3 separate regions of the Homo sapiens genome follow, and all the other regions are linked to region 1. The links are chromatin loops, found by intact Hi-C in ENCODE. Cell type or tissue: IMR-90. All regions are shown on one strand.

Region 1 (2,500 bases):
GGAGTCCTGTTCTAATAGAAGGGTCGAGGCAAACGCATTCTCCAGAGAAGGACAACGCCAGGCAGGGGAGAAAAAAAAATGCCAGCGAGACACTTTTAAAAGAGGGAAAGTCTGCATGTGCAAAACCATTCTTTGAAATGATGCATTTGGTTATGTGCATATTTGTTATGCATTTGGTTATGTGCATATTTGTTAATCTAGCTCCGTGATTTTTAAGTGTCTTAAACCACAGATTTTTTTTCCAAATAAAATCTTTCCTGAAACCCCCAGTGTGTTATAACAAGACAATGAAGCTGGGAGAAAGGTAAATGCAGAGTTCCTGGGGTGAAAGGAGAAGTTGGATGCCATCACCTGGACAGCCCCTAGACTCAGACTGACAGCCACCAGTCTGTATAATGATGAATCATGCAGCTGCTAAATTACTACCATAAGGATTATGGATCAGCAGGAAAAAAACATTGTACAGTGATGAAAAACCAAGAACAAAAGGCCAGGTGCACCATGGCTCCTACTGAGGAATAACAGGTGTGAGTAGTAGGCTTTGTGGCTGGTTTTCTTTTTTTTTCTGAGATGTGGTCTCGCTATTTTGCCCAGGCTGGTCTTGAACTCCTGGGCTCAAGCCATCCTCCCACCTCAGCCTCCCAAAGTACTGGGATTACAGGCGTGAGCCACCATGCCTGGCCTGCTTGGTGGTTGATTTTCACATTAAAAAATTGTATGTCACTGTTAATTGTGTCTCACAGGGAGGAGGGAGTGAGTACCTGTTCCCTGTTAGGGGGAGTGCTGGAGGCTGGAACCAGCATTTCAGATAAAGGGAGGCATCCAGCAGAGATCTGGGAACTGTCACGTCCTGAGGGCTAAATAGAGGCATAGAAGATGAGGAGGGAAATTGGGAGGAAAGAAACTGGGAGGGAACCAGAGCATAGAAGGGCACCCCATCACTCAGCGTCTTTTTGTGATTTCCAGGCAGCAGAGAGCTGTGTTTCTGAGCAGAGGAGTCACTCGTGGAGCTGCCTTTGTTCCTTGTTAGAAAGAGGTTCAAGGGTGGCCCCCAAGTGTGGTCCCTTGGCAAAGGAGCTCTCCCAGTTCCCCTCCCCCCAGGGCAGATTTGATTCTGTCTCTCTCATCCAGGAGCCACGGCCTGGGATGCCCTTGCCAGGGTCATTGCCAAGCCCAGTTTTCCCAGACTGGGCTCGCAGGCCCTGGAGGCCCTGGGAAGCCGCCTAGCAAAGGCTGGTTCAGGGGTGGCCATAAGAGGGCGGAAGAGGGCTGGGAACGGGCGGCCGCAGCTTACGCCTCCATCCCACTCCCTCTTCTTATCCAACCTTGTGTTTCAGATCAGGAAATTGAGAGCCAAACAACCCAAGGTCACATGGCAGATTTACAGAGAGCAGGGATTGGAGCTCAGCCTCCACACTCCGGGTCCGGGACTGCCGCCGTGCTCATCACCCTGCCTCCTTTTCCCTAACACCCTCCCATCTGCACACTCTGAGATGCTCCCTGAAAGCTGAGCTCCCCTCCCGACCATGTGAGAGACCCCACAGGCATGCGCTTGCTCACAATCCATTGCCAATGCCTGCTCCCAAGACTGCAGCTGCCAGTGAGATACGACTTGTGATTTAACGAGCTCAGTCCTTCCCGAGGCTTGATGGGTACTGTCTCACCACTCCCAGGATCTCTTGGCAGCAAAAACCCCTTTCCACACAGGGGCCCTGCTTTAAGCTGCATCCCCACAGACTGTCTTTTCGGGTGCCTCACCCTCACCTCCTGCTTAGACACGGCCACTCCCCAGCAAGGACTGTCAGAGCTGGGGGCCTCTGAGTAGCTCACCTACAGGTTTTCCAACTGAGCCTAGAGGAGATGCCGGGGCGCTGCAGGGAGGGTGAGGTGAGGTATCTGCAGGAGTTGGGGCAAAGAATGACCTTTGCTTCTGCTAGAGAAGCTTAGCTATCCATCTGTTTCATGTTACAGAGTTCCATGTATGCTTTCATTTGAACAAAGGATTCTCACTGTAAAAACATCTCCAAGCCCCTGAAATGAGCTCAAGCCCCCAGCAGGGCCTGCCTCCCCCTGCGCCGCCGGTCTTAACAGTCTATCAGCGAGACAGACCCATCCTCTCTCCCTTGTTGTCACCTTGTGGATATTTATAGCATTACCGTGTCCACCAGAGAGCGTAATGGGCTTTTTAGGCTAAACCAATTAAACTCTCCTCCCGTAAGTCATGTCTCCTGGATGGCTTCTCTGCCCTGCTCTGAGCTTGTTCTATCTTCATTATCTCGGCTCTTCATGGCAGGGGGAGGACACGGCCAGAGAGTTCACACACTGGTTCCTGGGGGATCTCTGCATCTCTTTCCGGCCCTGGCTGCATCTTGCCAACCACCACCTCTCATTCCTCGGGCTGTGTAGACATGATCCAGACCTGGGCAGTGCAGTCAACCCCCTTGTATACTGGGAAGCAGAATATACTCAAGAGGAGGTAGTCGGTCTTTCCCTCCTTTTT
Region 2 (2,500 bases), 66 kb after region 1:
ATACTAAGGAATGGTCTGCCTCTGCAGGGCCTAAATCTCCCATACTTGCGGTTTGAATCCTCTGTTCTGTTTTGTATTTGCTTTAAATATCTTGGAAGTGTGACCCACGCTAACATGACTTGCCCTGTCCAGGCAACTCTTGGAATTCACATCTCCCACGTTTCTTCCTAGCTGATGGCTCCCTACTACGCCCACCACAGTAGGGTGATTCCAAAGAACTGCATTTAGGAGTGAAGACAGGAGTCTGTCTTCCTTCTATACCCAGTCAGTCCTTGTCTCGATCACTTTATCTCTTTAACATGCACATCTGCATGTACATAGAGCTCTGGAAGGATCATCTTATCTGAAGGCTATGGAAACATTTTCTGATTCATGGAATTATCCCTTTCATTGAGTGATGTTCAAACTGTAGACTGGTCTCTGCCTTCCCAGATGTCTTCCCGTTGCTTGGCTTCCAACCGCTTTCTCTCTGTAAATAAGAGCAGTATTAACCACAGTTGTCTACTTCATATAACCAATGACTTTCCCTTAATCCAAATTACAAGGCAAACTTTAGTCATGAGACAAGTGGATATCCTGGTCTCTCTTACCTGATAACAAGAGTTAATTCCTTTAATTTCCTAAGTGCTTTGTAAGTGAAAATGATACTACTGTAAGTCATTACATTTACTACTATATAATAAAAAATATCTGAGGCTAATAGAAGTATATGGAATAAGTCAGAATCTAGTAGGGACTCAGATTCTAGTCTTGCTAATACATATTTAAATTCTACTTTTCAACTATGTTTAGTGCTTCAACACAATTGCCCATTATTCTCAGCTTACTGATCTTTACAAATATTTCAATAAGTATCAAGGATATGTATTGATATTCTTCTATTTTGTTGCTTAAATGGAAATGGTAGCCCCTGGGCTTTACTCATATCTCCTCTCTAAAACTTTATTGAAAAAATATTTCAGAGGCAAACCACATTTCAATATTTTCAGAGCACTTCCAGGAGCCAGAAATCTTCTGGAATATACAATTACAATATGGAAAACTAAAACTATTTCTAAAAACAAAAAATATACAAATCTGGATAATTCATCTTCAATTTTTAATATAGAAGCTTGGTTCTCCATAACACTTTCACCAAGGTCTGAGAAAATATGGACCATACAACAGTCTGGTGACCCAAGCGCTCCTTTAGGTGCCACAATACCAGTTCCAATTGCATGGCTAGTCATTTATCTTGACACCATAAAATGGGGATAAGCCTACATCATAGATGGTAAGCCTAAATGCTTCCTTCTTACTGTTCCAAATTGATAATGCCTGTATAAGGTTTAGCAAGTCATGAACCAGGGAGATTACAGAAATCGAGATGAATTCAGAATAAACACTTGCTATTCTGATATATCTTTCCTCATCAGCAGAATCCCTTACAACATTCCTATACTGTATTTGACTGTACTTTAAGGGCAAAGAAGTTAGTTATGAAGCTGACTGGCACTTGGAAATGTGAGAAAAAGAAATTCACTGCTATTTGGGCACCATCTTGTGGCATTATCTGAATATAGCAGCAAAGTTACAAGAGGCAAAAAACAGTGGTCTGCAAATTGCAAAATGAAGGCTGGTAGAGAATGCCCTGGAACTGAGGCAGGCCTTGAACTGCACTGGGGTTCTCTAGGAGACAGCACAAAGGATAACTGGTTTGTCTAATGGATTCCAGAATTTCTTAGGAAGGCAGCATGGTCTTGATTCTTACAAACATGGAGAAGTTAGGAGGAGATCTAAAGGCAATGGATGAAAGCAATCAAAATCTGGTTCTACATCCCAAGGAAAAATGAAGAAACCAGAAAAGTAAATTATTAGAACTCCAATTTTTCAATAAGGTGTGAAACTTAAATCTTTAAGAGTAATATGAGAAGAGATTCGAGAGCAGTAGAAAAATATAACAGGCCCATAACACACAATTCCAAAATCAAAACAATTCTGAAAACAAAGTTATTGCTTTCTTTAAAGCTTGGGGCCAAAATTAATCGATGGAGGCAAATCTAACTTGAAAGGATACGAAGCTATTTATAGTCTTTACATATCCCATTTAGTGTGAACAGTCACACACTCTGCTGCAGAAATATTAATGTGTCTGATTTTGGCGTTATAAGACAGATACCATATTACCTTTCTAAAATCTGGAAAGTTCAGAATTCTGAACCTTTTTTTTTGGAGATGGAGTCTCGCTCTGTCACCCAGGGTGGAGTGCAGTGGTGTGATCTTGGCTTACTGCAACCTCCGCCTCCCAGGTTCAAGCAATTCTCATGCCTCAGTCTCCTGAGTAGCTCTTGAGTAACAGGCACATGCCACCATGCCTGGCTAATTTTTTTGTATATGTAGTAGAGACAGAGTTTCGCCATGCTAGCCAGAATGGTCTTGAACTCCTGAGCTCAGGTAATCTGCCCACCTCGGCCTCCCAAAGTGCTGGGATGACAGGCGTGAGCCACTGTGCCCGGCCTGA
Region 3 (2,500 bases), 85 kb before region 1:
TAGACACTGCCTCTCTCTCAGATAACCAGTCCAAGGAGCTCTGTGTGAAAAACAGGCAAAAAACATTTATTGAGCAACTACTATGTGTCAGACACTAAGCTAGGCCCAGGGGCTGTAAGGCTAGAGACCATGATTTCTACCCTGAAGGCCTTAAAGCCTAGTTTCTTTCTGAAATGGTCTGAATCAGGGTCATAGGAATGGATCAGCCATGCCAGCCTTCTCCCAGGATATGGGCCTTCCAGAGTTCGAAATAAGGGAATAAGGTACAAGTTTAAAATTTTCCAAAAATAATGCTAACTGCTTAAATGTATTAAGTACCCATGAACTTGCAAATGCTTTACCTAGCTCATTTAATCCTCACCGTAGCCCTTGGGGTGTAAAATAGGATTCCCATTTTACAGGTAAAGAAGCAGGTTCAGAGATGTTAAAAATGTGTCCCAGGCACTGCAGCTAGTGAGAGGTGTGGCCAGGACTCAAGCTGGATCTGTCCCTGCATTGGCTGTGCTATACCACCTCCTGGCAGGAAGTCTCAGCATCCTCCATGCTTTTATCCCCCAGGCCAGGTCGGAGGGTTTCCCTGTCACCTGTTTCAACTTCTGTTTTGTGGATCTTCTCTTGTAGGCCGCATCCTGGGAGCCCAGCTTCCCCGATATTATGAGGTCCTCACAGCTCCCATTACCAAGGTGAGTGGTTCCCCAGCCTCAGGCCCGACCAGGCAGTGAGAGGGCCCTCCTCCCATCCAGGCTCCTAAGCCCTTCTCTCTGCTGTTGTGCTGTCCAGGTGCTGGATCAGTGGTTCGAGTCTGAGCCTTTAAAAGCCACTCTAGCCACAGATGCAGTGATTGGAGCCATGACAAGTCCCCACACTCCGGGGAGTGGGTGAGTGAGGGGGGTGAGGTGGGACACAGGAGTGGGGCATGTTCCCCAACAGGAGTGAGGACAACAGTGGCAGTGGCAGCAACAACAGCTGCCACTTAACAGAGCTCACCCAGTGAGCCAGGAACCGAGCCAGGCACATCACACACGATCCACTTAACCCTCAGAGCAACATCTGAGAACTGCGGTTCAGAGAAGGGAGTGTCTTGCCCAAAGCCACTCAGCTGGTAAGTGGCAAGGCTGATTTCCAGCTTGAGGTGTCTGACTCCCCAAAATCTTCCTTTTTAGTGACTGTGCCCTACTGCTTCACTAAGAAAAGCCTCTCTCCCACCTCCCGCTTGATAGCTCAAAATTAATATCTTCTTTTCTCTCCTCTTCCCTTCCCTCTTCTACCTCTCCACTCCCGCAAACGCCCATTCTCCCTTCTCTCTCACTGTTCCTTCCCCTGGGCTCTGGTACACACTCACACAGACACCTCAGGATGGACAGGAAGCTGCCTTTTTCTTTATGAGTGAGGGTTTGTGCTGACAGCCCAATCCGAGAGGTGGCAGTCAGACACAGCAAAGCCTGCAGTGTGGTCTGACTTAATGAGCCCCCGCAGAAGCAGGAATGGAAGGCTGTGTGTGTGTGTGTGTGTGTGTGTGTGTGTGTGTGTTGGGATGGAGAATGCAGCCAAGGGTTGGGCCGTTTCCAGTGCACCAGAAGATACAGCTAGAAGCTAGAAGCTAGAAGGCGTCGACGTGGCTTTTCTCTCAAGGGATGAGCACACCCTCGGAAGTGGTTTTTCAACACATATTAAGCCGGCCCCAAATTCCCCCAGGGCGATGGAGATGGGGGCTTGGCAGCAGTTGCCACACATTGGCCAAGCTGTGATCTACCAGCCAATCTGGATCTTCCAGCTGGGGCCTCCTGCCCTTTTCTCTTCGGATCCCTGGGAGGCTTAACCAGTGCTCCGTTTGTGATCTTTAAGTAATCTGTTCCATCATTAATTCTTCCAACAAATATGGATGAGCGCTTGCCTGTGCTAGGTGCTGGGGATACGGTAGTGAGCGGAGCAGATGTCCTGATGGGTGAGAGACACAGAGCGAGTGATGATGATGAAGTGGCGTGAGTGTGATGCTAGGAGGAGCAGCCGGGACACAGCCTGGTCTAGGGTCAGAGAAGCCTCTACATGGAAGAGGTGTTTGATCTGAGACCCAAAGGACAAAGAGGAGTTAACAAAACATAAGATGAGGGAGGGAGGGGCTTCAGGCCGACAGAACAGCAGGGGAAATGCTGGGGTTGAGAGAACGTGTGATCCACCCAGGAAATCGAGAGGTTCTGTTAGTTAGGAGGATGGGATATGGATAGGGGGACAGGATGAGGGATGAGGCTGGAGTGCCTGCTAGAAGACTGGCCATTATCCTAAGAGCAGTGCCAAGCCGGGGAGGCTTGGAATGGTGATAAGTGAGTGGCAGGAGCAGAGCTGGGCTTTAAGATAGGGCTCCAGGATATATGTGGACAAGACCTGCAGGAGAGAAAGTGTGGGAGAGGGGGTCCAATGAGGGGCACTACTGCAGCAGCATAAGGAAGAGAAGAGAGGCTGAGAGGTGGGATGACCTTGAAAGCCCTTTGGAGGCTGAGTT

The links. Peaks named below come from ENCODE experiments on the same cell type or tissue, not always from the same donor. Only the 100,000 strongest peaks of a DNase experiment are listed, where the experiment ranks them.
Region 2: it touches region 1 in a loop (10-fold over the local background); 40 of 110 quality-filtered maps call a loop at or near these places.
Region 3: it touches region 1 in a loop (6-fold over the local background); 3 of 110 quality-filtered maps call a loop at or near these places.

Annotation. Positions count from the first base shown.
Region 1 is chr10:98,308,507-98,311,006 of GRCh38, reverse strand. No RefSeq gene overlaps it. Among named protein-coding and RNA genes, the nearest start is that of LOXL4, 42 kb to the right of the region's middle. In IMR-90, a CTCF peak has its summit at 1,245 (motif pointing right); a DNase peak (open chromatin) is centred at 1,326; H3K4me3 peaks cover 159 bases; H3K27ac peaks cover 532 bases.
Region 2 is chr10:98,242,060-98,244,559 of GRCh38, reverse strand. It overlaps R3HCC1L (R3H domain and coiled-coil containing 1 like), which reads right to left. Exons shown (of 10, transcript NM_001351015.2): 10 at 1-469. The coding sequence ends at 402. Among named protein-coding and RNA genes, the nearest start is that of LOXL4, 25 kb to the left of the region's middle. In IMR-90, a CTCF peak has its summit at 1,545 (motif pointing left); no DNase peak of the experiment used is centred here.
Region 3 is chr10:98,393,574-98,396,073 of GRCh38, reverse strand. PYROXD2 (pyridine nucleotide-disulphide oxidoreductase domain 2) reads left to right here. Exons shown (of 16, transcript NM_032709.3): 7 at 622-683; 8 at 781-878. It overlaps MIR1287 (microRNA 1287), which reads left to right and starts at 767; the gene lies at 767-856. In IMR-90, a CTCF peak has its summit at 1,426; a DNase peak (open chromatin) is centred at 1,493.